Linked DNA regions of Homo sapiens: regions 1, 2 and 3 are each linked to region 4. A link is a loop called in an ENCODE intact Hi-C map of the cell type or tissue named here. Cell type or tissue: dorsolateral prefrontal cortex. All regions are shown on one strand. Region 1 has its middle 110 kb from the start of LINC02283. Region 2 holds the start of LINC02283 (long intergenic non-protein coding RNA 2283). Region 3 overlaps LOC105377657 (a long non-coding RNA gene). Region 4 has its middle 4.1 kb from the start of LINC02358.

Region 1 (8,000 bases), 400 kb after region 4:
GTGTGTTGAAAATAGCCCAGCAAGTTACTATCAAGTCATGCTCAGCATTAAAAAAAAAAAAAATTAAGGAACCTGTAGTCAAGATTGCAGATGGGAGTGAAGTAGGGGGAATTTCCTGACAGTTTTAGGTCACTAGGTAGCAATTCCTGGGTCTACAAGTCTTAGAAATCTCCTGGCCCTTAGGACTCTAAGCCCTTCATTATAGTTTTGAGAAGATCTGGATTTGGGATAGAGCTAAGGGCATATGCCTAAGGGCAGTTTCATAGGACTTGGATTTTGCCCCACATTTTCTGAGCTGTGAAGGTGGGGTGGGGTGAGGAAGTAGTGAGCCCCTAAGAAATGGTACAACAATGCTGACAAAGGAAAGCGAAAAGGGAGGAAATATTCCTCATTCTCTTTTCTTGTACTTCAAACACTGGCTCAGTTCTAGACCATTTTCAGGAAATCCTGGAGTTTTCACAATAAATCAAACTGTAGCAATACCCAGAGAAGCTGGAGAGCAAAGCCTACGGGTTGTAGGTGAGGAAGGAAGCTGAGAAGTGAAGTAGTCTCTCCTTTCTACCTGTTGGACATCTATATTTCTAGGTGGCATTAAACTAACAAACTCTTCTTCCTAACAATAGAAAGACAAGAGTTTGAACTAGAAGAGGAGAAGGTATTTGCTGCATACATGAAGAACTGTCTTAAATGGAAGGCAGAGGCATGGATCCTGTGAAGTCTTTTGAAATAGAAGCCATAATTACCAGTCCCATTGGTATGGGGTAGAGCTAAAGTGCAGGGAGGTGAACAGAGAGCCTTTCAAATTTCTTCTAGCCAGAAATTTCTATAATTATATGGTTCCTTTGGTGAATTCTCCACTCCATCTTACTCTTTTTCAGTCTACCTTTTCATTGGCTCCGTTTGTAATAGAAAAGCAAAAGTTATTCCCCAGTTGTATAAGGCCGAGTCCAGGTCGTACAGAATAATGAAATGGGAAAGCTCAGAGACCCTAATGTTAGACAATGAAACAAGAAACTCACAGACCTCTGGACATGCCATGAAATGGGAAAATGTGCATTTTACCTCCTCCACAGCACATGGAATTTTGAAGACCAAGGAGAGATAGGAGAACGGGTCATCATAGGTAATACTTGTTATCTGGTTTACCTGTCTAACTTGCTCTTTGTTTTCTCTGGTATCTGAATACAAACTGAATTGTAAAAGAGAACATCAAAGCTAACAGTATGAATTGAGTGTGAAATAAGTCATGACAAGGAGGTGGTTTATGAGTGTGCTGAAAAGAAAGGGGAAAACTCAGGCATAAAGTAATAATGAGTTGCGTCTACTAAGAGACATAGGGAAGAAAGGAGAATAAGATTTGAAAAGTAGATAGCCTATGTGGCAGAGAGCTAATTATCCTGACATCTAATCTTCCAGGAGGCTAACAGTTAGTTCACCTGCTAAAAGTCATCTAGGAGTGAGGTGCAGAGATATTTTTAAATGTGCCATTTTCATAATCTAGCGTGCCTACATCTGATAGTCAAACCCTTAAGGACTAGCTGTTAGAGCAAAATATGAAATACTCTGTTCAGCTCTGTGCTTTAGACACTGGGAAGTTATTAGCAATCATAAGCCTCTTAACACCATTGAAATGAGTTCCTGAAACTTGCTGCTAGACTTGGAAGGCCTGCAGCACCTCTGAGTGAATCAACCAATACTTTATTTTGCATTGCTGTTTTTATCTGATAGATTTAATGGTTTGGAAAAGTGGTCTGGGCAGAGGGTTTGAAAGATATGGAGGGGAAAAAAAAATAAAGAGCAAGACCTAGGTAGGGTTTTAGTTCCAGAACACTTTCTAATTGGCTTTGCTATCTTGGTCATTTAGGTAAATTTACAGAATTATACCATTCCAGGCACTTTACAGGAATTAGCTCATAAAGCTCTGGAACAACCCTATGAAATAGGTACTGTCATTATTAATTCTGTTTTATAGGCAAGGAAACTGAGGCTTAGAGAGGCTAAGTAGCTTGCCCAAAGTCACACGGGAAGTAAACCAGAGAGGTCCAATTTGTGTCCAGCCTTTCCTCCCTGAGGAGTCCATGCCCTTATGTACTTTGCTATATGGCAGTTTTGAGCTTGTCTGCAATTACCATGTGTAGACAAGGTACTAGACACTACTAGACACTGCTGGACACAGAGCCACATCTGAAGATACAGTGCAGCCCAAATAGACATGGCCCCTGAATACATGGTTCTTACAGTCGGAGCAAAAGCAGACATTAAACAAATACTTTGAAATTCTTAAATGATCTCAAGTGTGCAAGGAGTTCTGAAGAAGGAAGGGACATTAGGTTTTTTTCCTCAATAAAACAAGAAAACTAAATTAATACAATCTCCCTTCCAACTCTATCATTCTCTTCTTTTCAAAAATTTGCAACCCCAAATACAATGTAAGCCAACAATACAAATCATTAGACCTACAAAACTTCTGTTCAGCTCACAGAGCTTGTGCTGACCTATGAAAGCCCCATGTTCTTCAATTTCAACAGCTCTCTTTTTAATTTTAGGCCTTCTAGGAGGGGCCTACTAGGTTTGCCTAACTCATTACATTGATAGAGTGCCTTAAAGTTGACCAACATTTTCCCATGTCTTAGAGTCTTCCCGACCATCTTGTGAGGTGGGCGCTTGTCCCTCCATTTGTGAGTCATAGTCGTATTCACTGAGCACTCTGTTATGTGCCAGACCCTGAGCTACACACTTCACATACTTTATCAGTCAGTCTTCATAACAATCTTCCTGTATGAAGGAAGTAAATATCATGATAGATGAAGAAGTCAAGGCTTAGAGAAATAATTTGTCTAAAGTCTAACAGCTGGGAGGTGGAGAAACAGGGATTGTCTGCTCCATAGCCTGAACTCATGGCACCCTATTGGGAGATTTGGCTTCCCAAGGACATGCAGCCAGTGAAGGGCAATGTTAGTATTTGAACTTCAGTCCTTTGTTCTTTCCTCCATAACCCAGATACCTCTATATACCTATGTCTGCTTTTGTGGTTTGAGCACATAGGCTAGTGGAAAGATATTTTGAAATATCTTAAGTGTAGATAAATTGAGGAATATGTTCTACTTCATTTGGCTATTGTCAAGTTTTTTTGTGTGTGTGGGAACAAAGAAGGTTTGCATTTATAAGGCAGAATTATTAGCAAAGGCATTTCCCATGTATGACTGGAGCTAAGCCCTGAACTTGCCTTACTCGTTTTTGACATGTTTATTAACAGTCGAGAAATGCAGAAGCGTGGAAGGCAGACACACTGCACTTAAGCTCTGATGTAGTTGGCTAAAAGAAACTGACCTCCAAGCCAATACAATCCTCAAATGTAGATGTTGCCCAAGAAAGTAGACTTCGAAATCTTCAATGTCCTTAGATGTTCCATTGGATTTTTCTGTGACTCGGTCTTGCTCCTCTAAAACTCATATCAAGAAAGATCCTTTGGGGTCTTTTGATAAAATAAAATTGATAAGTGAATAATATTGTTTACATCAAACATAGTTTAGTACATGAGTGCTCTGTAATGCTATTCAAGGAACATGACTGTCCACGTTTTAAAATTAATATTTTAAAATAAAACCAATGGGGAAATCTGGCTAATTTTAAGCAATGTTGTATTTTTATAAGTTATCAAGAAAAAATGTGCTTGGTATAGAAAGTTGTTTAGTTTTAGAAATAAAAATATAGGCAAATAAACCCCAGAAAGAAACAAAAACATAAGGGTTTGGGCACAAATAGAAGAATCTTAAAAATCAGATTAAAGATAAGAAAAAATTATAGACCCGGTTTCTGACCAGCAATTTACTTCCCTGACACTAGATGGGGCTCACCGGTTGAGGTTATTTCCTTTCCCGATTTGCAGACAACGTAGAGAATTCAACTGGGATTTGGGTTTAGCATTTTAAAAGATAAGTTATTGGAAGTTATTCAATGGGAATCCTAATAAGATTGACTTTTTTGTTGACAACAATAGTCTTATTGAGCAAAGCTAGCTTTATCCCAATTTAACATGAAATAGGTCACTATTAGAAAAGACAGCTTTATTGTGTTTGTATTTGGGATTAACGGATAAAATAAATAGTTCTTTTCTTCCCACAGGGGTTGATGGGCCAGCTTTATTCTAAATGACTGAAGACTTCTGTTCTTTTCAACAAACACAGTCCTCCAATTAGGAGCTGCAAATAAGATTATATGCCCTGAATAAGTCTGAAAAGGTCCTTTTATAATTAGAAAGTTTGTGTGTGGGAAGTGGAAGCAGCATGAAGTGCTCACTGTGGCTTTATTAAAAGAGTGACATGAAGATTTTCCCAAATCCTCATCTGAGTGCTCGAAAATGATAAAATAAAAATTATGAAAAACTGTATGCATATTCCATTTCTTCTTTTTCTTTCTGAAAGCTTTCACATTTATGCTATAGAAACAAGTCAATGGTTTTTTAAAATTTTATCAGGCATATTCGAAACAGACTGTCATTTGATAGTGTGCAGATTGTTAAAATACAAGTGAAAATGATTTCAATGAAGGGATGAAGTTTAATACAGTGCATACTTTATATTTTCATTTTAACACTTTTATGATCGTCACTCCATCACTACAGTGACATAATATTTTGTTAAATATGGTTGGACTTAACTTATATTAAGCTTCCTGGTCTGTGGACACACAGGACTGATTGTGCTCAGCTACTCTTCTAGACCAATCAGACTTTAGTATGTAAATGGACATTTCCTGGATGAACCAATGACCGTCCCCCACGCCCCCCCGCCCTCCCCCCCCCCCCCCCACACACATTGCACTCGGGACCCAGTTGCATACAGCCCTTACAGCTTCACAGAAGGAAGATGCCTGCTGGACACAGCTTCCTATGAGCTAAGACGGGAAGTCAAGGCTGGCAGGAAAGAGGAAGAGCTGAGAGGCTAGATAATAATAGGAAAATAACAGTTCCAGGCACTGTGGACAGAACCACAGCCAATCTGCGGCTCAGCCACTTCCACAAATATATTTTGAGTGCTTACAATGTGCCAGACACTGTCCGGGGGCTGGAGATACAGCAGTGGACAGAGACAGATATCCCTGTCCTCAGAGAGCTGACATTCTAGACTTTCTGAACTAATGTGACTCCAGTGGATTGTTATTTTTTGTAGTTTAAGTTATGAAAAAATTATTATTCGGAGATAAAATTATTTAACAATATTGAATGTGCTCTTTCCAGCTGCATTCTCACTACCCCACTCCTATCCCATCCAGAAATTTAGACACACTCCTCCCTGTAGGGATCACCATGCCACACAGACTATAAATGTGTTCAGCTGCTGGGCTGTTCTACTGAGAGGACTTTTATGTCTAGATGGAACCATAGGCTTTACATCATAGCAAGGTGTAATTTTGACAAATGGTTCTAAGTCCTGGTTGCACAATAGAGTCATCTGGGGAAGCTTTATAAAAACACCTAATGCCTATGATCCCTTGAATATCACACCGACAGCACAGGAAACAGAAGCAAAAGTAGACAAATGGGGCTGCATTGAACTAAAAAGTTTCTGCACAGCAAAGGAAACAATCAGCAGAGTGAAAAGGCAACCTGTGGAATAGGAGAGAATATTTGCAAACCATATATCTGATAAAGGGTTAGTATGGAAAATATGTAAGAAACTCATACAATTTAATAGCAAAAAAATCAATAGCCTAATTTAAAAATGGGAAAATGACTTGAATAGACATTTCTCCAAAGAAAATATACAAATGGTCAACAGGTGTATGAAAAGATGCTCAACATCAGTAATCATCAAAGAAATGTAAATCAAAACCACAATAAAATACCATCTGACACCGGTGTGGACAGCCACTATTAAAAGAAAAAAAAGGAAAAGAAGAAACAGAAGGAAAGAAAAGAATAAATGTTGGTTAGGAAATGGAGAAACTGGAACCCTTGTACGCTGTTGGTGGGGAAAAAAGATAGAGCAGCTGCTATGAAAAACGGTATGGAGATTCCTCAAAAAATTAAAAATAGAGCTACCATATGATCCAGCATTCCCATGTCTGGGTATTTATGCAAAAGAACTGAAATCAGGATCTTGAAGAGATATTTGTCCTCCATGTTTCTTGCAACACTACTCACAATAGCTAAGAGGTAGAAACAACCTAAAGGCCCACCAACTGATGAATGGATAAAGAAAATGTGGTGGGTGCATCCAGTGGAATATTATTCAGCTTTAAAACAGAAGGAAATCCTGACACATGCTACAACACAGAAGAACTTGAGGACATTATGATATGTGAAATAGGCCAGTCACAGAAAGACAAATACTGTATGATTCCACGTGTATGAGGTATCTACTAAAGCAGTCAAACTCATGGAAGGAGAAATGTGAATGGTGATACCAAGGACTAGTGAGGGAGAGAAATGGGGAGCTGCTGTTCAATGATTATAGACTTTCAGTCATGCAAGATGAAAAATTTCTAGAGATTTGCACAACAGATATGTATAACAATGGGCATGTAGTTAACAATACTGTACTGTACACTTAAAAATTTGTTGAGAGGGTATATTTCATGTATGTTGTTGGGTTTTTTTTTACCATAATAAAAACAAAAATGCAAACAAAAAACACCTAATGCCTGGCTCCGCTCTAACCAATTAAATCAGAATTTCTGGGGGTTGGGTGTTGGGCATCCCTTTGTTGTTTTTGATGATGTTGTTTTTCCTCTTTTAGCTGTGCACATTAGAGAGCTTCATGCTAAAAAGTCTCCATAAAACATTATCATCTTCTTCTTCTTTTTTTTTTTTTTTTCTTGAGACAGGGTCTCACTCTGTCACCCAGGCTGGACTGCAGGGACCCATTTTGGCTCACTGCGGCCTCAACCTCCTGGACTCAAGCAATCCTCCCACCTCAGCCTCCCAAGCAGCTGGGACCACAGGCGTGCGCCACAATGCCTGGCTAAAATAGTTTTGTTTTTTTGTTTGTAGATATGGGGTTTCTCCATGTTTCCCAGGCTGGTCTCGAACTCCTGAGCTCAAGCAATATGCCGATGTCAGCCTCCCAAAGTTCTGGATTACAGGCATGAGCCACTATCTTCTTTTTTTAAAATATCCATCCCTCATCTCATATTTGCTCTCTAACAATAACCGTAATACTTAATAATATCTGTTTTAATCAATGGCACCATTGTCCTTCAAGTTACCTGCCTGGAAATGTGAATGTCATACTAAATTCACTCCAACTGCCAGTCATCAATAGTGTTAATTCTACATCTTAAAGATCTATCCATCCCCACCACTCCAACCACATCTTTAGGATGGGTTTTTCTCACTTCTAAAATTGATATCTAGTTATGTTGCTCCACCTTTGAAAATTTTCACCAAATAGCCTAACTTTCAGAATGAACTTTAAACTAAAGCTAATATGCCTCTTTTGCCTACTCTATCCACTGAAATAGAAGGAAGGAGGGTCAACTGAAAAGAGGTAAGCTTTACATAGTATATTTTATATGCCTATCATTCATATTTCTTTCTGAGTACTAATAAAATTAGGGTTTGGGTTTTGACTGGACCTTGCTATTCTAAACGTTGCAATTGATTTCTATATGGCTATGCATGTCCTGCCCAAGTCTACATGATCTTACCCTTGCCAACTGCTCAGCCTCATCTTCACATGCAAGCAATGCTCCATCATTTCCAGTCTCCTCTCAACTCCTCAGAAGAGCCATCTCTCTGCCATTTGAACATTGGCACAGGTTGTTCAAACTCTCTACACCTTCCTTCTTCCTGCCCTCCACCAGCTCACTAATCCTTCTCCAGACTTCAAGATCAGCTTATATATTACATTGGCTTAGGGTTGGGAACAGGGATGGTCACAGCAACAGATGATATAACAAAGATGGCTGGCAGTGCCCAAGGACTTTTGAGCCTATGCACCTTCATTTCCAAAGCTGCCTTCTTGAAGCCATCCTGGCCAGCTTCATGGAGTTTACAG
Region 2 (8,000 bases), 510 kb after region 4:
GTCACTCCCACAGCACACGGCAGCTCCTCCAGACTTGTGCCGCTTTTGTCACACCCATCACCAGCCCCACCGTGTCCCACCTGAGGTGCCAGGACCAGTAGGCAGGAGTCTCTCCTCTGAGTTGCTACTTTCTGGCCCCACCTCTTCCCTTTTAATTGCTTCAGTCCTAGGAATGGTAGCTGCTTCCTGAAGTTATTCATATCCAGGCATCTGTGTAACAGATTTCCTGATTACCCTTGTGTTTGAAATACCTAGGGTGATTTTTGTTTTCTAAACTGAATGCTGACAACAAATAGGATGACACTTCCCGACTCCCTGCTGCTGTGGCCCTTCTCAGAAGCCCCTTGGACTCCCTGGGATTAAAGAGGTGACACCAGCACCACAGGCACCCATCTCCAAATCTTGCTCCAGCACCGAAATTAACATCAGTTCTAATTGGTTTGTGCTTCTGCTGTATAGGGGAGTAAATATTTTGAATATCATCCCCCTGCAGAATATGGAAATAATTTTAAACTTGATTCTAAATCTAATGAGAGGCTACTAGAAGATTGTAGACAGTGGCCTGACATAATCAAATGTACATTTTAAAGGATTACTTTGACTACTGTATGCTGAATATACTGGAAAGAGGGCAAAAATGAATGTTAAGAGTCTAGTTAGGAAGTTATTATACCTCCTAACTAAAGTGAGAAATAATAGTGGCCTAGACTAAGCTGATGAATGTGGGCATAAGAATACAGGTTCTGGCCGGGCACAGTGGCTAACGCCTGTAATTCCACCACTTTGGGAGGCCAAGGTGGGTGGATCACGAGGTCGGGAGATCAAGACCTTCCTGGCTAACACGGTGAGACCCCATCTCTGCTAAAAATACAAAAAATTAGCTGGGCGAGTTGGCGGGCACCTATAGTCCCAGCTACTCAGGAGGCTGAAGCAGGAGAATGGCATGAACATGGGAAGCGGAGCTTGCAGTGAGCTGAGATCGTGCCACTGCACTCCAGCCTAGGTGACAGAGCGAGACTCTGTCTCAGAAAAAAAAAAAAAAAAAAAAAAAAAAAAGAATACAGGTTCTGCTAATCCAGTTTAGGTCATCAATAACCTTGCTTTTTTCTCTCTGTCTCTCTCCCCTACATGAAATATAAAGATTGATCTATAAAGGCTATAAACTGGCAAAGCGTAAGAAAAAAATATTTTAAGAGACAGATTGGGTGACTATCACTGCCAAGGGTCAAGACCAATTAAAATGGAAACAAGTCTCACAGCCTCCCTAATTTTTATCGACTATTAGCTGGCTTCGCACACCAGAAAGCATTCCAAGGAAGGTGTAAGTACTTCCTTCCCCACTCTTCCCCCTAGGAAACTTGTCCAGCATGTCAGTAACCAGGTCTTGCTCTACAAGGTGACAACCATCGCTGCCCAGGCCAATGTTAGTAATTCTCCATATTTGCAATATCCTCAGAGCCCGATTCTTTTCTTCTTTCAAGAATAACTACTGTCAGAATTGCCTAGATGATTCTCCAGGCTCCATTGTTCACCCACCTCCTGTCCCTCACCCCCTTTTAGAGTTCCTGCACAGCTCTGGCATCTACTTCTAATCCAGAAGCTTCCAGAAATGTCTTTCTGAACTACTAGGACCTTCTTGAGAACTTGGGACCTGAGTTCTTTATGGAGGGCCTTCAAGGGTAGATATCGAAATGTGTTGAAAAGAACAAGAGGCTTGAATGAATAGCTATGTGATGCTGGGAGAGTAACAGACCTCTCTTAGCCTCTGTTTTCTCACCTGAAAATAGAGAAAACCATCCCTACCTGCCTGGGCTTTTAGGCAGTTCAAATACCTTTACCAAAGCTGTACCTAGCTCACATTAGTTGCCCAATAAATAAATCATCTCATTAAAATAAAAAGAATACAGGTTCTGGACAGATTTATGAGGTAAAGCAGACAGTATCTGGGGACTCATTGAATGTGGGGATGAGAAGGAGGCCGCCATCAAGAAACACCCTAAGGTTTCCGGTGTGAGAAACTTGGGGCATGGACTTCATTTGCTGATAGAAAACTCAAAGAAGCAGGCCGAGGAATGGGTCATAAATTCCATCTGGGCCATATTTGGGTAAACGACTATGAGTCATCCAAAGGCAAATGTTGAATATATGATTTTACACATAGATTTGAAGTATGGAAGACAGAAATCTTTGCAAGAAATAAAAATTTCCAAGTTATCAGACTGTAGAGATGGTATGTAGAGCCTTGGAAATGGGTAAAATAATCTAGGAAGTGACTGTGGAGAAAGAGAGGAGAGTCCAGGTCCAGGATTATGCCATGAAGAAGACCCAGGAAAAATGAAGGAAGGAAGGAAGGAAGGAAGGAAGGAAGGAAAGAAGGAAGGAAGGAAGGGAGGGAAGGAGGGAGGGAGGGAGGAAGGAAGGAAGGAAGGAAAAAAGGAAGGAAGGAAGGACAGGAAGTGTGGTGTGGAAGGAAGGTAGGATTTGTTTTTTCTTTCTTATTTTTTGTAGAGACAGGGTGTTGCTATGTTGCCCAGGCTGGTAGTGAACTCCTGACCCCAACTGATCCTTCTGCCTCTGTCTCCCACACTGTCAAGACAACAGGCATGAGCCACAGTGCCTGGAGAGTAGGATTTTCAATTGGAAATTTCAGGAAGGCATTGGGATTGCTGCACTATCCTTGGCCCATATTTTCAGTCTCATTCCTGCCTTAGTCCTTAGTATTCTAAAGGTTGAAATGGCAGGGAAGATGGTGACATGGAGAGAACTCTTTGGTTCAGACAGACCTGAGCCAGTTCCCAAACAAGTCTCAGCTGCTCTCCCACTGTGTGACCAAAGTAAGCCTTCTTTTTTCCCACTTTCAGCCTCTATTTCCTTTTTTCTCTCTCTTTAAAAAAAAAAAAAATTGTTGTAGAGATGGGAGTCTCACCATTTTGCCCAGGCTGGTCTCAAACTCCTGGCTTTAGGTAATCCTCCTTCCTCGACCTCCTAAAGTGTTGGGATTACAGACATGAGCCACTGTGCCCAGCCCATTTTCTTTTCTGTTTATCAGCATTAAAAGAGTATTGTAAAAATAAAATAACTTGATGTGTATAGATATATTGATATACATTCAGATATATATCTGAAATATATATAGCTATATATCTAATATATATAAAACATATATAAATTGCTATCTATCTCTAGATATACCTACATCCACAAATATCTATATACATCTATATATATATCTATACATATCTATAGATAGATGGCAATTATATACAAGATTTGCATAAAGTTCTCAGCACATGGCAGATACTATACTAATGTTGGCCTGTCACACACACACATACGCAAACACACTCCTGACCACCCTCCTTCTTTCACACTTAAGAAAATAAGAACCAGCTGATTTAAAAGATAATCCTCCACCAGCACTCATGCCTGAAGAATTGGTACTTTCAGAGCCTGAGAAGCCTTTTCAGCCAGCCAGAAGACAGAACCCATACTGTGCGGCTCCCCAGCTCATGGCTTGCATCATGCAGATGCCCACAAACCCTTCATTCAGACATTGCTGAGGCTGGGATTGGGCAGCCACACAGGCAGCAAAGAGCCAGATCTTGCATGTACTGAGACCCTAGAGAGAATTTCTGTAGGTTTTGTTGTTGTCTTGTCCTCTGGGAAGGCTGCTCTTGACTTTCTGGCAATAAATAGAAAAATATAGATAGATGGTAGATAGATAGATAGATAGATAGATAGATAGTTAGATAGATAGGCAGATATCAATTTAGAACATATATGGTCCCCAGGTTTCCCCACTGGATATCCAAATTGGCCTCACTGCATCTGTAATTTAGAAATGATGTTACTCCTAAGGCATTGGGCACAGCAGCTAGGAGGCCAGATACCTCCACTCCAAATACTCTGTCCTGGCAGCCCCCCATTTCAAATGTCCTGTAAGGCTGTGTATCAGGCTCTGTGTCCTGGTTTGGAGCTTTGAAAATATGGTCACCATTTAGAGACATAGGCAAAAGTAAGACATTCTCTTTTTTCCTCCAACTTAAAAGGAAATTATTTGTTACCAAAAAAAAAAAAAAAATTATAACAAGCAACATGACCAGACATTTTATGGAAAGAAAAATTTACCCCTGAACCCTGACATACCAAGAAATCAAAACGTTTTCTTTTTTTGTCATGCCCTTCACCATTCCTAATTTGTGAAATATTTATTATTGTAGCATTAAACAAAAACAAAACGAAAAAAAAAACAGGCAGTGCCAAAGCTGTGTGAGCTCCCAGACCTGCACTCTCCCACCGTCTTTTCCAACTCCTCTACCCAGATACATAGAAGCAAACCATGGGAGGCCTTCTTCTGCTACCCAGCCCACCTGCAGATGGCCCAAATGAAACCCCCCAAACCCTCAATCAATCAAATTTTGCAAACATTACCTACTGCGTGTTCAGCTCTCTTCTAGACACAGAGCAGGGTGAGGAGAAGGGATGTAAGAAAGAAATAGAAGACCTGGTCCTTACTCTCTGGGGCGTTGCCATGGCAACGGGAAGGGGGTGCTGCAGAGGGGGTGGAAAAAGGGCACAATTACCAAGAGAGGCCAGGGCCTAACTGGAGTTCTTGCCCCGTTTCATGTGTGCAGGATGCAGCTGCCTTCTTTGTCCTTTGTGAATGAAGCCACTGATTGTAGCTTCTGAGGCAGTTTCCCAAAAGTGTCATGAGAAAGAGGCAAGATGTTAATGTGTTAAGCAGAAAAAAACAATTCCATGGCCAGATGAGTTGGGGATGTGAGGGTTAAAGAAAAACAAACAGGTTTCTTTCTCCAGATCTCAAAGCATTTACTCTACTCACAGGCAGTGTGAATCTCAACGAGGGCGCGGAAGCCTGCTGCATTTCCCAAGCTTGCGCGGACACAGGGAGGAACACCTTGAGGATCCAGCATCTAAGAAACATACTTTGGAAAATGCAGCTCCAGAATATTCTCTTTTGTGTCTGCTCAAGGACCGTATAGCATATTCTCCCAGATATTTCTAGGCCAAAGGAAGTCATTCCCTCCCCTTCCTTCTCATGCCTGGAAAATGGTAGAATTGAAGAGAAATCCATGGTTGGGCTGGAGGGCTCCCTGTACACAGAGGCTAGGGTGGGGGTGGGGGGCTTGGTGCAGAGAAGGGAGAGAAGGCAACGGACCCAATAAGAGACACCAATTATGGAGGACTTTTGCTGCTTCCAGCACTGGGCTTGCAAGGGAATTATTGAGTAACACCTGCAGTTGCAACCAAGACGGAGGTCAGCTCCTAAACAGAAGGCTCCACGACTCAGTTTCATGGTCACTTTCCTGACATGCAGTAGAAATCCCAGGCTTTTCCTGTTTCCTTTTCTTTGTGAATCCCTTCTCCAGTGTCTATGGGAGTGAGGCGGATGAAGTCACAAAGGCTCTGAGGTTCAGCCTTCTAGGATTACTTAGGCTGTTCAGGTCCCTCCACTTCCTCCCCAAGCTTCCTCCTCTAATTTCCTTAGGCCACTCCATTCTTCCATCCTCTAGTGCAATGGTTCCCAACCTTGGCTGCACATTAGAATCATCTGGAGGTTTTCTGTATGTGGTTGTTTTAATCTCAGTGGCCAAACCTCGTCTCAAATGGATGAAATCAGAAAGTCTAGGACTGAGACTCAGGCACCAGCATTTTTATGGCTTCCCAGGTTATTCCAATTTGCAACTTTAAAAACCGTCCAAGGGTAGAATTCTCTCATTTAGCAACATTGGTCTCCCAGGAAGCAGGTTCCTTTTCATCGGAAACCCAACTCATTCTTTTTTTAAGCCAAAACTCTTCCCTCTAGAGTACCCAAATTCTAATTTACTGGTGTCTCTCATTTATGACCAGATAATTTTCTGGAACCATCATGTTCTGTGCTCTAGGGGATCCAGCTTCACTTCAATTTCTCTGAGCATCTCCACAGTCCATTACTGAGTGTAGTTCAAAGGCAGAACACAGTGCCTACTTCCAACAGGCTAACTGCTAATGAGCATTGGCTCTCCATCATTCTTGCCAATTCTCATGTTCTTTTACTACCCCCAATTTCACCATCTTGGTGCCATTAACCCACATTTCTGCTAGGCTAGAAGTAACTCTCCCCACCCACTCCAGACACTCATCTCCTACCATTTCTCTTCTCAGAGAAGCCTAAGTCCGTAATATAACTCCCCTGCAAGGTTTCAGTCAGTGCTTAGAAGGCTGCAGTGGGCTTCTCTCTGGAATCTCGGGAGATGAACAAAAAATGTCACCTCAGCTAAAATTGAAACTAACGGAATCAATATAAAACAGATGAGGTAGCCCTTCTGCCCTCTTCTAAATAACCTCCCTTAAAAGATGGGCTTCTAAGGCTGGTACAAATGAAAGTAAACCCAACCAAAAGATCAGATGGTTAAAATAGAACTGTAGACCTGAGATGGATTTAATGCAAGAACAGCAACAACAACAAAATCCAAAACAGAGATCGTTAAATGGGGGGAACAAGACTATTTATTTACTTATTTATTTATTTATAGAAATATCCATCTTTAGTTGACTTTGGAAAAAATAAATATTTATAGAAATAAACTTTCATTGAACATATAAATTAATATACAAATAAATTTTAGTGCATGTATATAATTTATAAATAAATATATATGGGATTAGCACTCCCCAAAATGTTTTTGGAAATTACTGTTCTAAATAATTGTGTTCTAAAATTTCAGCATACATAAAAGGCTAGTGCTCAACTTGGAATGAGAAGAAGGAGATGGTGAAAATGGCAAGAGGTGGTCAGTGTTTATCCAGTACTATTGAGAAGCAGTGTCATGACCAGAAGAAAGCTTATCAGGCATATATGGAAGCATGTCCAACTGTTATGGCTTAAATGTCAATTCTTTAAAGTTATCCGGTCCCTTATGCCTGCACTGCAAGGCAATTATCTGATAGTAACCTGACATCTCCTGTACTCTTCCCTACAGGAAGGTCATATGTAAATCAGCCAACTCTGGCCTCCAGGTCTGTTTGGAAATATTATAAAATTATAAATTAGCTTCCTGGTTTCTAAGGTGGTTTGGGTTTAGGTTGGGGTTTCAGTTGAGTTTGATGTGAGTCAGGCCTCCTGAGCCTGATCACCTTTGAGGGAATGTCAGACCCTGAACCTCTCAGGTTCTGCCTGGATCACCATCATTACAAACCACTGCAAGGTACTCTCTAAGCCTCTGTCTTTGGCATTACCTCAAGTGTCACTCAACACATATATAATTTGATTTGTCTGAATTCCAGAGGGAACAGGGTTTCTTAGTCCACCTATGTTTTCAGAAAAGGGAAGTAGGTCTCATTGTTAGGAGCTTAGTAGTAAAACCTCAGATGCTAGGGGACACACAAAATGTAGTATAGGAGGAAACAATCCAAATGTTCATATCTGATAAATGGATAAACAAGATGTGCCATATTTATACAATGGAATATTATTTGTCCATAAAAAGGAATAAAGTTCTGATGGATGCTACAACATTGAAATATTATGCTAAGTGAAAGAATCCAGTCACAAAAGGCTGCATATTATATGATTCCTAAGTATAAAATGTCCAGAACAGAAAAATCTATAGAGATAGAAAGTAGGCCAGGCATAATGTCTCATACCTATAATCCCAGTGCTTTGAGATGCCAACGTGAAAGGATTGCTTGAGCCAAGGAGCCTGAGGCTAGCCTGGGCAATATAGCAAGACCCCATCTCTATAATATTTTTTAAAATTAGCTGGGCATGGTGGCATGGCACTGGAGTCCTAGCTGCTCAGGAGGCTGAGGCAAAAGGATCACTTGAGCCCAGGAGTTTGAAGCTACAGGGAGCTGTGATTGCACCACTGCACTCCAGCCTGGGCAACAGAGGAAGACCCTGTTTCTAAAAAAATAAAATAAATAAAATAATTAAATAAATAAATTTAATTCAATTTAAGCAAATAAAGTAGATTATTAGTTGCCTAGGGTTGGGGGAG
Region 3 (8,000 bases), 57 kb after region 4:
TTACCTATAATGGGTACTATTATTGAATTTTTTTCTAATTTAATAGTTTTCAAAGCATCAAGAAGATAGTCTGATGTTTGGTTGCCAAGGGGTGAAGTGGAGAATGAGAAGAGTGTACTGGGAGGATGGGGAAGTCTGGTCTATAATGGGAATGGATAAAGCTTCTAAGCTTTTCAGTAACAACTGGAACCAAGCAGGCTATATGAGTTAAGGAGCAGCACTCACGGACTTAGTAAACAGTACATTCCCACTTTCTGTCCAATCCCTTTTCAAGCTTCCACTTCTAAATTTTATCAGTCAAAATGGAAACTGGGAGCTAGGGTTTGATCAGGACCAACAGGGTTACTGTGGGTCACTTTGTAAGGCTACTGTGATATGGTAACAGTATGGTTTATCCTCAGGATGTCATTGTCTCTAAAAAATTGCCTTGTGCTCCATAGCAGCACTATCCAATAGAAACATAATGCAAGCCACATATACGTAGTTTTCAGTTTTCCAGTAGCCACACTAAAGAAAAAAAGTAAAAAGAAACAAATGATCCTCCTGACCTCAAAATATATTACAAAGCTACAGTTGTTAAAACATGGTACTAGCATAAAGACAGACATACACACCAATGGAACAGAATAGAAAGCTCAGAAATAAACTCACAGGTATACATTCAACTGAGCTTTGACAAGGGTGTCAAGAATATATAAGAGGGAATGGACAGTATCTTCAACAAATGTTGTTGGGAAAACAGGATATCCACATACAAAATAATGAAATTAAATCTTTATCTTACTGTATGCATAAAAATTAATTCAAAATTGATTAAAGACTCAAACGTAAGACCTGAAACCATAAAACTCCTAGAGAGAGGAAAAGCTTTAGTACACTGGGCTTGCTAATAATTTCTTAGATATGATACCAAAGTACAAACAACAAAAGCAAAATTGTACAATGTGACTACATGAAACTAAAAAGCTTCTGTACAACAAAGGAAACAATTAACAGAATGAAAAGGCAGCCTACAGAAAGGGAGAAAGTATTTTCTATATATATATTGATAAGGGATTAACATCCAAAATAAATAAGTTCCTACGACTTAGTAGCAAAAAACCAAATAATCTGATTTAAAAACAGGCAAACAGGCAAAGGACTTGAATAGAAATTTCTCCAAAGAAGACTTACAAATGGCCAACAGGTGTATGAAAAGATGCTCAACATCACTAATCATCAGGGAAATGTGAATCAAAGCCACAGTGAGATATCACCTCACACCCATTGATATGGTTATTGTCAAAAACAAAACAAGGCTGGGAGTAGTGGCTCACATGTGTAATGCCAGTACTGTGAGAGGCCAAGGCAGGAGGATCACTTGAGGCCAGAAGCTCAAGACCAGCCTGAGCGAAACAGTAAGACCCCGTCTCTTCAAAAAATTAAAAAATTAGCTGGGCATGGTGGTGTGCCCGTAAAATCTCAGCTACTTGGAAGGCTGAGGTGGGAGGATCGCTTGAGTCCAGGAGTTCGAGGCTGCAGTGAACTATGATCACACCACTACACACCAGCCTGGGTGACAGAGCAAGACCTTGTCTCAAAAATAAATAAATAAATCAGACAAAAAAGATTAAAATGTTGGTGAGACTGTGGAGAAATTGGAATTTTTATATACTGTTAGTGGGAATGTAAAACAGTGCAGCCAATATAGAAAACAGTATAAAGTTTCCTCAAAAAATAAAAAATAGAACTACCATATGTTCCAGCAATTCCACTACTGGGTATATCCCAAAAGAATTGAAATTAGAATCTTGCAGGGATATCTGTACTCCCATGTCCATTGCAGCAGTATTAGCAATAGCCAAGACATGGAAGCAACCAAAATGTTCACTGGCAGATGAATGGATAAAAAAATATGGTATATATATACAATGGAATATTATTCAGCCTTTAAAAAGAAGAAAATCCTGTCACTTGAGACAACATGGATGAACCCGGAGGACATTATGCTAAGTGAAATGAGCCAGTCACAGAAGACAAATACTGCATGATTCCACTTCTATGAGGTACCTAAAATAGTCAGACTCACACAAGCAGAAAATAGAAGTGACTACCAGGAGCTGAGCTGGGGGGAGTAGGTTGGGACTTGTTCAGTTGATATAAAGTTTTGGTTATGCAGGAGAAATAACTTCTAGAGATCTGCTGTACAGCATAGCACCCATAGTGAATGGTACTGTATTATGCCCTTAAACATTTGTTATGAGGTTAGATCTCATGTTAAGCACTCTTGCCAAAAACAAACAACACAAAACAAAGAAAAAGGAAAAAAACAGTGGAGGGAGGACACAGGGAAACTTTTAAAGGTGATGGAGATGTCTATTACCTTGATTGTGGTGATAGTTTTATAGGTGTATGCATATGTCCAAACTCTTCAAATTATATGCATTAAACGTACATAGTTTTAATATATCAATTATATCTCAATAAAACTATTAAAAAACAAATCAAATTAACTTCAGTACTATATATTATTTAACCTGTCATATATTTAAAAATATCATTTCAGCATGTAATCAACATAAAAATTATTAAGTATTTTCACAGTCCTTTTTTCATACTAAACCTTTGGAAACTGTTGCATATTTTATACTAACAACACATCCCAGTTCGAGACACCTATATTTCTAGTACTCAGTTGCCACATGTGGTCATGGCCACTGTAGTAGACAGTGCAGCTCTGTGGCCTCAGCCCACAGAGATGAGCCTAGGATGCTTTGCATTGCAGAACTGTCTTTCTCTTAACGCTTGAGCTATTGGGAAATCAGAGCCATGTTATTTATCATGAAAGAGCATTTGATTAAAAGTATAAAATATCCTAGGTCAGATGGCTCACTGTAGTTGCAGGGGAGACAGTGAATTGCTGACCATGCACTGTGATACATCAAAATATAGGGACATTCAGGCACCTCCTCAGCCTACTGAATCAGGATCTTTGGGGTGAGTCTAGAAAACAGATTTTTAAGTACAGGTTTTAATATGATAATAAGTGGTGCCTGTTATTAATGGGAGGACATTGAATCCCAGAGAGAATGAATGACTCACTCATGTTCTTCTCATAGTTAGGGGTCAGCTAGACCTAGAACCTCACTTGGACCCACTAGACACCTTTCCACGCCCTCACCACAATCACTGCCAACTGCTATTCCAGCACAATTCTTGCCAAGAAAATACCTGCTGTCATGTGACAGGTATCAGCACACTTTAGGAGCAGTCAAGACAACTTCCTAAGAAGGTAAACTATATTTTCCCAACTTACCAAATTAGAGTAAGAAGAATAGATTTCTTCCTTTAATCTGGCTTTGTCTCAGACTGGAAGTGCTCTCTTGTCCAGTTAGAAACTAATCGTGATAAAATTAGTAGGCCAGAAGGACACTCATGGCCCATCTTTAACAGGATTTATAGCCCTGGTTCCTTTTCTTGTTGCCTCTGTGGAAATGTGCAAGCATACACATAGTTAGGAAGGTTTGAAGGAAATGCCTTAGAGAAGTCTCAGTGACCAAGAAAAGCTAGTCAAATTGCCAGCTTCGGCCACAGCCATGTGTTAAAATGCTCTGCAGACCCAAGTGTGATCATGAAACAAGTACAGCAAGAACAGCAGGTCTGTAAACATCCTGATGACAATGGGGAACAAACAGCTGGGCCGAGACCAGATCGGTTCAGGCAAATGTGCTCGTGCTTTTGATCCAAGTGCAAGATGAGCGGATGCAGGGGAGGCGGCAGCTGCGGCACAGCTGGACTCAGGAGGCATGTGATAGCGTGACTTGCAAATCATGCTGGAAAAATTCATTCTACTAAGCTTGGACGTGAACACAGTCACGTGGGGCCCATCAGCTCACACACTGCAGCCAAGAGCGAGACAGAAATGCAACCGGGCTAATAAGAGGCGTCAGGCCCACTTCTAGTTGGACACGGCTGTCTTTCAGGGAAGGAATGGGACAGGAAATGCACTATATTTGGAAATGACTCTAAATTTAGAATGAAAGACTGACTTGAGAATACTGAAAACTTGATTGAGAGATACTTAAATGTATTTTATAAGCATGGAAGGCATTTACTGGGGTCTCTACCATAGTGTTTTTTGCTTGTTTGTTTGTTCGTTGAAGACAAGGTCTCACTGTGTCACCCAGACTGGAGTGCAGTGGCACAATCACAGCTCACTGCAGCCTCAACCTCCTGGGCTCAAGTGTTCCTCATGCGTCAGCCTCCAGAGTAGCTGAGGCTACTTGACCACAGGCAAGCACCACATGCCTGGCTAATTAAAAAAATTTTTTTTTGTAGAGATGGTATCTCCCTGTGTTGCCCTGGCTGGTCTCAAACTCTTGGGCTAAAGTGATCCTTCCACTTCAGCCTCCTAAAGTGCTGGGATTGCAGTTGGGAGCCACAGCTCCTGGCTTCATAGTGTTTAATATGAAAGGCTATTCTGATCTTTCCTACTGGTCTAGCACTTTGGGGTTTGCAAAGAGCCTTACATTCACTTTCACTTCACCAATGAGTAAATAAGCCTCAGAAAAACTGAGTAAATACTAGAGCTCCAGTGGCGCAATCGGTTAGCGCGCGGTACTTATACAGAAAAACTGAGTAAATACTGAATGTATGTGTGTGTAGACATACAATATTACATGATGTGCTATTAATATAGCATGTGTATATATACTGTTTTACACATATTTATATATATTATCATACTATATATGCATATATGCATACTATTATAATCATTCATTTAACAAATATTTATTGAGCAATTACTTAGGTACCGGGCACAGTGCAGTATATCAACAAGGGTAAGGGATGCAGACATTGCAACTCTCATGGAACTCAGAGCCTAGTTAGGAAGAAAACCATTGCATAAACAATCACAACATAAATATGATTAGAGTCTGGAGTAAGTGCTACAAAAGAAAAGTCTAAGAGGTCACAAGAGTATAAGAAGAGGGTCTGCCTTGCCTGGAGCATCAGATGCTCCCCTGAGGAAGGAGCCTGTGAGCTGAGCGGTCCGGATGAGCAGGTGTTTTCTACAGTCTGTGCATTGTGTCTGCTGAGAATCTGGAAATTAAAAATGCTGCTGTTGGGGGTTTCACCATGTACGGACGAGGCAGGAGTTCCTCCAAAAAATACAAATTCCATGAGGTTAAATCAGACCTCTCAGCCCCAATCAAAAGGTAAGGACTTCGTGGAAGCTAAGGTCAAAGTCCAATCGATTTAATAGACCCTGAGAATGTAACATCCTATGGAAGCTGAAATCTAAGTGCAGGTTAGTTCTCCCAATTGCTTTCTGCCCTTTAAGGTTAGAGAAAGATGACAGCAAGAAGCATAAAACTCAGTTGTGGCTCTCAGAGCAGTCCTTGTTTTGAGGTTTTCTTTTTTCTGTCTTCTCCTTTCCCCCCTGTCTCCTCTCTGTCTTTGTCCTCCTTCCTCTACCTTCTTTATTTTTCACTGTTATAGATTAGTACCATCTATTCTATTAATATTGACTATAAATGCATGTTTTCTTCATGTTAAATGCCTATCAATTGTCTTCTACCTTCCAAAAGTTAAAAATGTATATATGATATGGCAAAACTTGTGCTAGATCACAAAAGCAAGCTTTCATTTTGATTTACACAGGTATGTGTGTACACACAAACACACTAAATACAAAGGGTTGCTGCTATAGGCTAGCATAAATAGCTTCCTGATTCTTAACACATCAGGTAATATAAATTCTGGTAAGCTCAGACTGCCTCTATATGTTCATATCAATTAGCCTTAAGGGTCTTTTTCTGAAGCACACGGTAAAATCAACACAGCATTAGGAGCTATTTTCTCAAAAACAAAGAGTTTGAATTCTTGCTGTAGTAGTTCTGAAGTAAAAGAGAGGCTCCTTGCCCCTCGTTGTTCAAAGTCATCCATTTCCAACAGGCGAGGGCATCAACAATTTGGCAGAGGCAGGTAAAAAAGAGCCAGGGGAACCCAAGTGAAATTTCAACACAGCGGTTGCCTTGGAACCCATTTGGAGGTTAACTTGCTCTTGTTTCTCCAGCATTTCCTTGCTGAAGGAAATTTGTACTCCAATTCCAGCCGCGTTCCAACTCCAATAAAACAGTGATAAGATGCCCTGGAGGGTTGCAGCCAAGCCTGTGGGTGCAAACAGGGTCAAATCACATCATGGGAATGAGATGGGATTCTACATAGTTTGAGTGTTGACTGTTTTCCTCTTGCCAACAGTGGGACGTTTGTTCTCATTGTTAAATAATTAAATAGGCAGTTTGTATTTATTTAACATACAGACTGTAGCCAATTCCTGCTGACAGCTACCAAAATAACCCCATATTTCCTAGCTCTGAATGGCTCAGAAGACTGTTTCCTGACTGCGGGAGCATCACCGCAGAGCAAAACTCTCCTCCAAGTCTCCGAACACCTTTTTCATCACTTTAAACAATAAATCAATTCACAGCATGTGATCCAAAAACAACAGCCCAGTTTTATTGGATGAGGTTCATTCCCATTCTCTCAGGCACTCCTTCACTACCAGCACTGAGCTGTCTTGAAGCTGTACTTGGCTGTGGATGGAAAAAAAAAATCTACTAGTTTTCCTCATTTACACTTGCCCATTAAAAAAAGTGAATTGTGACCTAATAACTTAAAAAAGAAAAAAAAAAAGAAGAATTATAACTTGGAGGAGAAAGTAGAAAGTTTGGGAGAAGCAGGCCAATCAGGAAGTCAGGGGAAACAAGTATTTAAATGTGGAGGTGGGTAGTCCTTGGAGCTTGGGAATGATTCAAGATAAGGTAGAGACTCTCACTGGTCTCCTAAGGTGGTCAACATGGCAGAGGGAAGAAACTGAGCAGTCAAAGATAGCATCCTCTGTGGAGGGTGGTGCTAAGAGAGATTCTAGAACCATTTACACATGATCAATGCTTTGATCCTGTCATGTGTATCAGAAGAGATGTAGACCAGGCCGGGCATGGTGGCTCACGCCTGTAATCCCAGCACTTTGGGAGGCCAAGGTGGGCAGATCACTTGAGGCCAGGAGTTCGAGACCAGCCTGGCCAACGTGGTGAAACACTGTCTCTACTAAAAATACAACAACAATTAGCTGGGCGTGGTGGCACGTACCTGTAATCCCAGCTACTCGGGAGGCAGAGGTTGCAGTGACTGAGATTGCACTACTGCACTCCACTCTGGGTGACAGAGAGAGACTCTGTCTCAAAAAAAAAAAAAAAAAAAAAAAAAAAAAAAAAAAAAAAAGGAGATATAGACCAGACTCCTCTTGAAATTTCCTGGTATTTGTAGTGTCTGAGGCATTCAGACAGTAGGTGCTAAAGACTTATCCCTAGGAGTCCGGAGTCCCACTTAAGTGGAAGAAGGAAGCGATTTTCCCTGTCCTAAGTGGCTAGCTACCAGCCAGCAGCCAGGCGATGTGTGGGTACTGACATACCACAGCATCTTCCTCTCGATGCTCCCACTAATGTGGCCACCAAAGGTCCACCCTAGAGGAAACAGCAATGAAAGGAAACAGGACAAAAGACCCCGTGGCAAGAAAAAAGATGGCCTAATTTTTTCTTTCTCACCATTCCTCTTGTCCTCTTAACCCATCTCTTTACTGTGCAATTTGCACTTTGAGTGGCTCTACAGATGGTGGATACAGTGAAGACCTCTGTTATCAATATTAAAACTGAGCATCAGTGAGTCAACAAGGCTCCACTTTGTCCTGTTCAACTTTAGCAGCACCACAGAGATCAGAACTAAGTAAAGCCATTTACACAATTAAGGAGGAGGCTGCCTTTTAGAGTGGCACAAGCATTTCCTCTGGAGTAGTGTGTCTGAACCAGGAAGTCCCTCTCTGCCTTGTCTGTGGATTTTAGACAGTCTGAATTCAGTTTCTTCTTCTGTGAAATAGATCAGCCCCACTTGTACTGTCATAGTATTGCTCTGAGTATGGAAAAGGACAATGGAAAATGAGGTGCTCTGTATTCTGT
Region 4 (8,000 bases):
TTTTTTTACTTAAAAAAAAAATCTGACTACCCTCAAATATACAAATGATTCTAGTCTTCCCTGATTTCTAAAAGGTCCTGATACCAAACATGAACCTGCATTTTCATCCATCTTTGCAACCAGTATTGATAGAGTGGCTACTGTGACTTGCACTAAGCTGGGTGGGCATGCTTTAGGCACCCAGGGAAGCAAGGCATGGTCTCTCACCTCAAGGAGCCCACCCACTTCCAGGAGAAACAGGTCTGTCCACTTGAAACTGCCCTGGTGTGATGCATGGCTTGCTGGAGGCATGGAGAAGTGGGAAAATTCTAAGGTGATTCGAGTTGGGACCTACTCAGAGAATGGTTCATATAAGGAAGAATAAGTACCCCGATATGGGTGGATAATTTCTCACAAGAGACATGACTTGAGCAAAGATACACAAACATAAAAAGTAGGTAAGTGCAAACATAAGACTCGGATATGAGGTGTAGCTAGTGGAGAAGCAGGGATGAAATGGGAAAGGGAGGTGGAGAACCTGTAGACCAGTGGTCCTCGACACTAGCTCCCATTAGACTCGCTAAGGGCACTCCTAAAAACTACAGATGCCTGCACCCTGGCACAGATCAGTTAACTCTGAATCTCTGGAGGTAGATTCTAATGAGCAGCCAGGGTTAGGGATCACTGCTGTTTCCTTAGAAAATTATGTCAATATTTCTAAGGGGCATGCACTGCTATAGTAGCATCACAATTTTGGGAAGAGTTGTCCTGAACAATTAATTTGAAAAAGCCCCCCTTGCCCAAGATGATTTTAATTTGACTAAGTTTATGTGATGGAGGACATCTAGTCAGTCGTCTGGAGTTTTACAACACCTGGATATGAAGTGATGGACTGGTCATGTCTAGGGGACCAGATGAAAATTTCACCTTCCCTCTAAATCATCTGGCACTATTTGGGGGTGGAGGCACTGACCTGTCTTGTGAAGAGCAGGGTTATGGTTCGGCCGTGACCTTGGCAGTCGCCATCACAACTTTGGTTTTGCTTCAGTCAGTTGCCACCTCTTGGGACTGTAAATATTGACACTCCCCTTTAGAGAAATCAATATCTGCATATTAGCCTCCAATTTCATATATCGATGTGCAGATCTGAGGGCCTCGGGTGAATATGAGATGACTTCAGCATTTGCTGCCTCTGAGCTGAAAAGCCAGCGGATTTGCATTTCCCCCAGTGATTCTTGGCTGCATGACTTGTATCACTATTATCTCTTCACAGTGTGTTTGTATGCAAAACTTTTGGCAGAACCATTTTAGAAGCAAGCAGACAATAAATGAAGGCTCTGCTTTCTCAGAGTTCAAAATTAACTTTCTCAAATTCTATAGAATAAGTTTTCTGAAATAACTTCTAAATTAAAAAAAAATTAACCCTTTGGTCAAAAATGTGCTTTGAATGGAGCTCTTGTTGATCTTTTCTTACATCAAGGAATCAGAGTATTTTGGGTGAGCTTTTCCATCCCCAGTCTCAATTCAGGTACCAAGTCAATCAGATTAAAAGGGAATGCTCAAATATTATCATCATCCAAATACACTTGCCACAAACAATCAGTAGGGCTAGTTTATCTTCCTACAGAACGGACTGATGTTTTAACTAGAACTGTGTGTACGTAGATCCAAAAACAACCATGCTGTTCAGTCAACTCTGCAAGGCTCTGTGTAGATGAGATCCCTAGGACTGATGGAAGGGAGTGACCTGGTTGGTTTAGTCAAAGGGACACAGATTTTGACACAGATCTGCCCTCTGTTTCAAAAAATTGATTGAGGCACTCTAAAAAAACAAAAACCCTTAGGAAAACCACCTTACTCCAGCATACTCACCTATGAGACTGCTTAGAAAAAGTAGGAAGAGTCAAAGGGTGCATCTAAAAATAACTGACAAGCCCCACAGCCTTCATTCTAGAAGTCCTGTGATTGTGATTCCCTTAGGCAAAGTTGGCACGGGTGTGGTGGGGGCAGGCGGGAGAAAGCACTTCACTAACATCACTCCTTGGTTTGAAATCCTGCAAGAAGATCAGCACTGTCGCAGCAGGAAGGCTGAGCCTGGCAGCTGCAATAGGCAGGCCTCCGACAGGACACAGAGCTGAGGTGCAAAGACGGCTGATGGCAGTTTGCTGGAGTGGCAACTTGGCTCTGACTTTCTCCCAGGGGTGCTCCGATCTGACAGTCAGAATTTGCCTACTCCTTCAACTAAGTTCCCCTTGTCTTCCAGCTCCCCTCATGTACACCTAAGTTAGGATTTTTTATTTTCAAAATTTTAAAAATAAAAGGAACTGTTCATGTTTTCCTACATTATAGGCATTATTCAGTCCTCATTATAGAAACTTTGGATAAAATAAAACCAAAGGGGAAAAAAAGTGCCTAGAGTTACCAGACAAAGGCAACCCTTGTTTATCTTTTGGCCTGTTTGCTTTCAGGCCAAATATAAACAATGCATATATTCTAAATGTAAAAGGACAAAATTAAACAAAGTTTGCACCCAAGCTAATCCCATGATGGATGACGTTCAAAGACACATATACGCAGTTAAGAGCAAGGACTACCAGGGCCTTGCCTGAGCCACGTGACACTGTGGAGGAGGCCGTTATATTTCTAATTTATAGTTTCGCTACACCAGGCAACTCAGTGATAAGCACAACTTGTTTATTTGTCTTTGATGGATGCCAGGTGGATTGTAGTCAGACAATCTGACTTCAGCAGACTCGGTATCTGAATCCACGGATTCAACCTGACACCCTCTCCTGGGGCAAAATGCAGGTCACACAATGGACACAAAATGCAGGTCACAAAATGGGTACCCACAACCTAAAGGGGTCACAATGGCAGCAGCCCCAAGAATGAAGACAAATAAGTACTTAGGCCACAACAAAAGAGGAAGAGAGCTAGCCAGCACCCAGGAGATGCAGATAACAAGGTGGCAGGTCAGGTCCACCAGCTTTTCTGTTTGTGTTTCAGGTTTGCTCCAAGAAACCAAGCTTTTGTCAACCTTTTAATTAGACAACCTGTATTGCTTCCAGCAATGAGCTCAGGCAATTTGCTGAGTTTTGACATTTTTCCCCTCTTTGAGAGCTGTCAGCTTGTGAGGCAGTATCCTCTAGTAGGAGATTTGGTGCCGGCTACAAAATTAAAAGCAAGAAATAACCACAAATAAGAGAGCACTCATAACCAAATATTTCCTGATCTGGTGTGGGCTGTGAAAGACCACGTGTGTCTGTCTATGTCCTCCTTACAGCTGTAGGTCAGAAGAGGCATCCGGGATGATGGCATCTAGAGGCCTCAAGAGGCAGGGTAGGTGGCATGAATAAAGGTGGTGGATGTCGGGGGAACAATCTTCTAAAAGGTGTCAGAAGCCCTATGGAAGCCAGGGAAGCATCCTGAGTTTCCTCAGGCCATCCAGGCTTGGTCATTTATTTTTTTGTTTTTTATATATTTTTTGTCCTCAGCTTTTGCTTGCTTGTGGGCTAGAATATGACATATTCTTTCTTTCTTTTTTTTTTTAATGGGGTCATAATTTTAAAAAGCAAATGGTTTCCTTCCCTTAAAGAATCAGGTCTTCAGATCCAACTAGAGGAAATGGTGCCACAGGGCTGGTGGTCAGCCTTGCTCTTCAAAATGTCCTGTAGAAGACCCTCTGGGTCCTGAGAAGATGCTACCCACTGCTCTAGAGAACTCTGCTCCAGCAAGGGTAGAACACATTCCAGAAAATGCCTCAGGGACAAATATTAGGCTCACATATCAGGTCAGTTCAGACCAGAGCATGGCAGAGATCCAGGCAGAGCTCAGTGAGCTGGCCTAGGGCAAGGGTTCCAAACTTCCTAGAGAATAGAAATCTCTTTTGCAAACACCAAAATCATGCAGACACCTACAGCACACTGTCAGTACCCGCTGATTGAGAAAATGAAAGGTGATTCAACAATAATTAACAATATTTAAAGGCATATTACTTGGTAATCAAGTTATATCATCACATGTAGTCAAATCTGGTGCTGTAAAGGAACTATCACAATAATTCTTACAAAAATCAGGCAAATCTACACTCCTCTTGTTCATTCACCCCAGGCTGTGGCACATCTGTCCATGTCTGAAATGGCTGCCAGGATGCAGCCCTTCATTTCTCCAGGACTGGGAGATTCTTGCCTCACCCCACAAGATGGCAATGGTGTGATAGTCTGGGGACCTGGGTGGCCACTATTCCAGAGTCAAGTAAATATTTAAGCAGTAAGCCCTACCCAGCGCCCTGAAATATATTCATGATGGTATTTCTAGACTGCACAATGGAAGTGAGGGGGACCCTTATTCTGCTGGAAAATTTGGTTTCCAGAGATTTCCTGAAGCTGTGGGAAAAATCCTTCAGTATATCCTGATTTATGACTCCTGACACTATGTTCTTCCCACACACATGTGTGCACGTGTGTGTGTGTGTGCACCCACACACACACACTGGCCCAAAGCCCCGTGTGTGATACAGCACAAAAAGCATTAACTACTGGGGAATCCTTTACATTTCAGTGACAGGTTGTTATTTGGGGCCTCATATATGGATGCTGTGGAAATTAACTTTTCTAGTGAAATGAAATGACCTCACTAAATTAGAAACAAGCTCTTCATCGTCCACCTGAGTTTAGAAACAACAACTGAAGTTTTATCATTTTACTTTATCTGCTTCTATCACAACCTGCAGAGGGTGCAAGAAGGTTTCATTTTCTACAATTTATAGAGAATGTTCTAGACCGTGGCCTGAGGAACACAGAGATCTCTGCCAGCCCTCTTTATTGATTTCTTGGGGGCTAGGCTCAATGTGAAACAAAAATGATCCACAGATTTCTCAAGACACATGAACTGTAAGAGTGGTTCTGAGTTGGTGCTTATTATATGTTACTAGTCATTGAGTAACATATTTTTCAATGTTTAATTCTTTTTGAATTACCCTGTATGTATTGGCTAAAAACTATAAGTATTCAGTAATGCTTTTGAATTAATTTGCATTTTCCTAATCATCAAAACATCTAAACATGCCATAAAACAGACACACATGTATTTCATGCCACAATAATGGGTCACTTTATAAGATGGCATGCCTTTTTATATTTACCTCAATTTGGACCTCAGAACAACCCTGTAAGATAGATATCTCATCTCATTTTATAGATGAGGAAACTGAGGCTCAGAAAGATCAAGTCACTTGACCAAGGCCTTGCAAAGAGCAGCTTGTAGAACTGGGATTCCATCTCAGGCCTGGCTAAATCCGTAGCCTTGGCTGTCAGTCCTAAATCATGTTGCCTTCTCTAATAAGGAAAAAGCTCTACTAAAAAAAAATATATAGTGCTTTTATTTTCTTTTTTGGCATGTATAAATAAACATTTTAAATCTTGAATTTTGTTTGTTGTCGTAGATTGACGTGTGTAAAATTGCTGATATTTGACCTTTTTGAAACTTTTATTTTAGGTTCAGGGATACATGTGCAAGTTTGTTGTATAGATAAACTGCATATCACAGGGGTTTGGGGTACAGATAATTTCATCACCTGGAAAATAAGCATAGTACCCAACAGATATTTTTTCTGATTTTCTCCCTCCTTCCACTCTCCACCCTCAAGCAGATCCCAGTGTTTGTTGTTCCCCTCCTAGTATCCATGTGTTCTCATTGTTTAGCTCCCACTTATAAGTGAGAACGTATGATATTTGGTTTTTCTGTTCCTGTGTTAGTTTGCTTAGGATCATGGTCTTCAGTTCTATCCATGTTGTTGCAAAACACGTGATCTCATTTTTTTATGGCTATATAGAATTCCATGGTGTATAAGCACCACATTTCTTTATCCTGTCTACTGTTGATGGGCATTTAGGTTGATTCCATGTCTTTGCTATTGTAAATTGTGCTACAATGAACCTATGTGCACATATGTCTTTTTGGTAGAATTATTTATATTCCATTAGATATATAGCCAATAATGGGATTTCTGGGTCAAATGGTAATTCTGTTTTAAGTTCTTTGAGTAATTGTCACACTGCTTTCCACAATGGATGAACTAATTTACACTCCCACCAACAGTGTATGAGTGTTCCCTTTTCTCCACAACCTCACCAGCATCTGTTGTTTCTTGACTTTTTAATAATAGTGAATAACTATCATTTTGACTGGTGTGAGATGGTATCTCATTGTGGTTTTGACTTGCATTTCTTTAATGATTAGTAATTTTCAGCACTTTTCATTTGCTTATTGGCCACATGTATGTCTTCTTTTGAAAAGCATCTGTTCATATACTTTGCCCACTTTTTAATGGGGTTGTTTGATTTTTGCTTGTAAATTTGTTTAAGTTCCTTATGGATTCTGGATGTTAGACCTTTGTCAGAGGCATAGTTTGCAAATATTTTCTCCCATTCTGTAGGTTGTCTGCTTACCCTGTTGATAGTTTATTTTGCTGTGCAGAAGCTCTTTAGTTTAATTAGATCCCATTTGTCAATTTTTGTTTTCGTCGCAATTGCTTTTGGCAGATATATCACCATTTTAAATATATGATTCAGCCTAGTAGGTTCCTTTTTCACAAGAAAGAAAAAAAAAGGAAACGAAATGCAGAAAATAGAGACAGAAAGATAAAAAAGCAGGAAGAAAAAAAGAAATAAGGGAAAAAGAAAAGTATAAGAAGATTTTAAAAATCATAAGCAATGCTCTGTCGCCATTTGCTAAATCCTGCTGACCTACAGCTTCTAACCCCACAATCTTGGCTTTTATTGTCCATTGCCTTTGATCAGGATTTTCACAGTCACCAGACTCCTTAAGTAATCAACAGAGACCAACTGTATCATATTGTCTTTCATTCTTTATTTTTTTTTTAAACAAGGATTGCGCAGATTTCTAGCCACCCCCCTGAGGGGGTGAGAAAAAAGAAAAGATCAGCAGAACAAAGTCTTGCATTTATTAGAAGCATATAAATACAACTTTCTTTTTCCAGGGGGAAAAAACACTGGACCAAAACAAAATGCCCTCAATGTATGAATTTATAGAAACATTGAAGTTTCAGATGAGAAACCTGACCTCAGTGTTGAAAGAAGAGAGATGAGAAAGCGAAAAATGAAAGAAGCCTTTTCTTATTAAATAATTAGCTCGGGGATAACATGAAGTGTTTTCTAAATGAATGCATTTGTAGGAAGAAATAAAAACATTGGAATAACTTGATTAGCACATATGAATAACAATTGATAACGCCAGTGAACAATCAAAGTCTTGAAATTGAAGTCTTTAAAGGACAAATGTTTCTCACCCCCTAATGCTATCTCCAGCATCTAAATATGTTCAGCAAGAGCTGATGGGAGAGAATTGTTTTCTAAAATGATTATTATGGTATTGCTATTACTCAACACCATCAGCATGTCGAATCACATTTGGCTCCAGCCCAATGTAATGTGAAAGAAAGAGGACTTTTTTTCTTATAAATGTTTACAATTAAACTGGATAGGAATGGCAAATCTAGGAGACAGAGCCCCCTGTTTTCTTTAGAAACTTCTTCCCAGATGGCACTCCCTTGGACAGCATTGCATCTTTGGCTCTTTGTGGCTGCCCATAGAGGAGAACAATGGTGAGACCTGCCCCAGGGCACAATACTGGTTACCTCTGTGCCAAGACCCATTATTAAAAGTGTCTTTGTAAGGACAGAGTTGCCAGAAGACATCTTTCCATAGCACATGGTCACTTTTGTGATCTTTAGAATTATCCAAAGCAAATGGCCTGAAAATATCAAATAAGTTATTGCTTCTATCACAATTAATTACTCTTCCTTAAGGCTCTATTTGCTTGTGAGAGCTGTCATAACAAAGTACCATACAGGGGGTGGCTTGAAAGACAGAAATTTGTTAGAAGTTCGAGATCAAGGTGTCAGCAGGGTTTGTTTCTCCTGAGGTCTTTTTCTTTGGTTTGTAAAGGCCACTGTCTCCCTGTGTCTTTGCATGGTCTTCTCTCTCTACCTGTCTGTGTCC

What was found. A loop is a pair of places that touch in the nucleus more often than their neighbours do. Peaks named below come from ENCODE experiments on the same cell type or tissue, not always from the same donor. Only the 100,000 strongest peaks of a DNase experiment are listed, where the experiment ranks them.
Region 1: it touches region 4 in a loop (2.8-fold over the local background); 2 of 110 quality-filtered maps call a loop at or near these places.
Region 2: it touches region 4 in a loop (5-fold over the local background); 33 of 110 quality-filtered maps call a loop at or near these places.
Region 3: a loop joins it to region 4, with 4 times the contacts of the local background. A loop is called at or near these places in 2 of 110 quality-filtered maps.

Annotation. Positions count from the first base shown.
Region 1 is chr4:54,436,890-54,444,889 of GRCh38, reverse strand. No RefSeq gene overlaps it. Among named protein-coding and RNA genes, the nearest start is that of LINC02283, 110 kb to the right of the region's middle. In dorsolateral prefrontal cortex, CTCF peaks have their summits at 3,644 and 3,851 (motif pointing right); a DNase peak (open chromatin) is centred at 5,024; H3K4me3 peaks cover 1,355 bases; H3K27ac peaks cover 1,815 bases.
Region 2 is chr4:54,329,366-54,337,365 of GRCh38, reverse strand. LINC02283 (long intergenic non-protein coding RNA 2283) reads right to left here and starts at 4,474. Exons shown (of 2, transcript NR_147160.1): 1 at 4,432-4,474. In dorsolateral prefrontal cortex, no CTCF peak of the experiment used is centred here; DNase peaks (open chromatin) are centred at 3,525 and 4,875; H3K27ac peaks cover 2,225 bases.
Region 3 is chr4:54,780,137-54,788,136 of GRCh38, reverse strand. The region is part of intron 2 of LOC105377657 (a long non-coding RNA gene); the gene reads right to left. Among named protein-coding and RNA genes, the nearest start is that of LINC02358, 61 kb to the left of the region's middle. In dorsolateral prefrontal cortex, a CTCF peak has its summit at 3,866; a DNase peak (open chromatin) is centred at 3,806; H3K4me3 peaks cover 705 bases; H3K27ac peaks cover 2,606 bases.
Region 4 is chr4:54,837,364-54,845,363 of GRCh38, reverse strand. No RefSeq gene overlaps it. Among named protein-coding and RNA genes, the nearest start is that of LINC02358, 4.1 kb to the left of the region's middle. In dorsolateral prefrontal cortex, a CTCF peak has its summit at 4,188 (motif pointing right); a DNase peak (open chromatin) is centred at 4,163.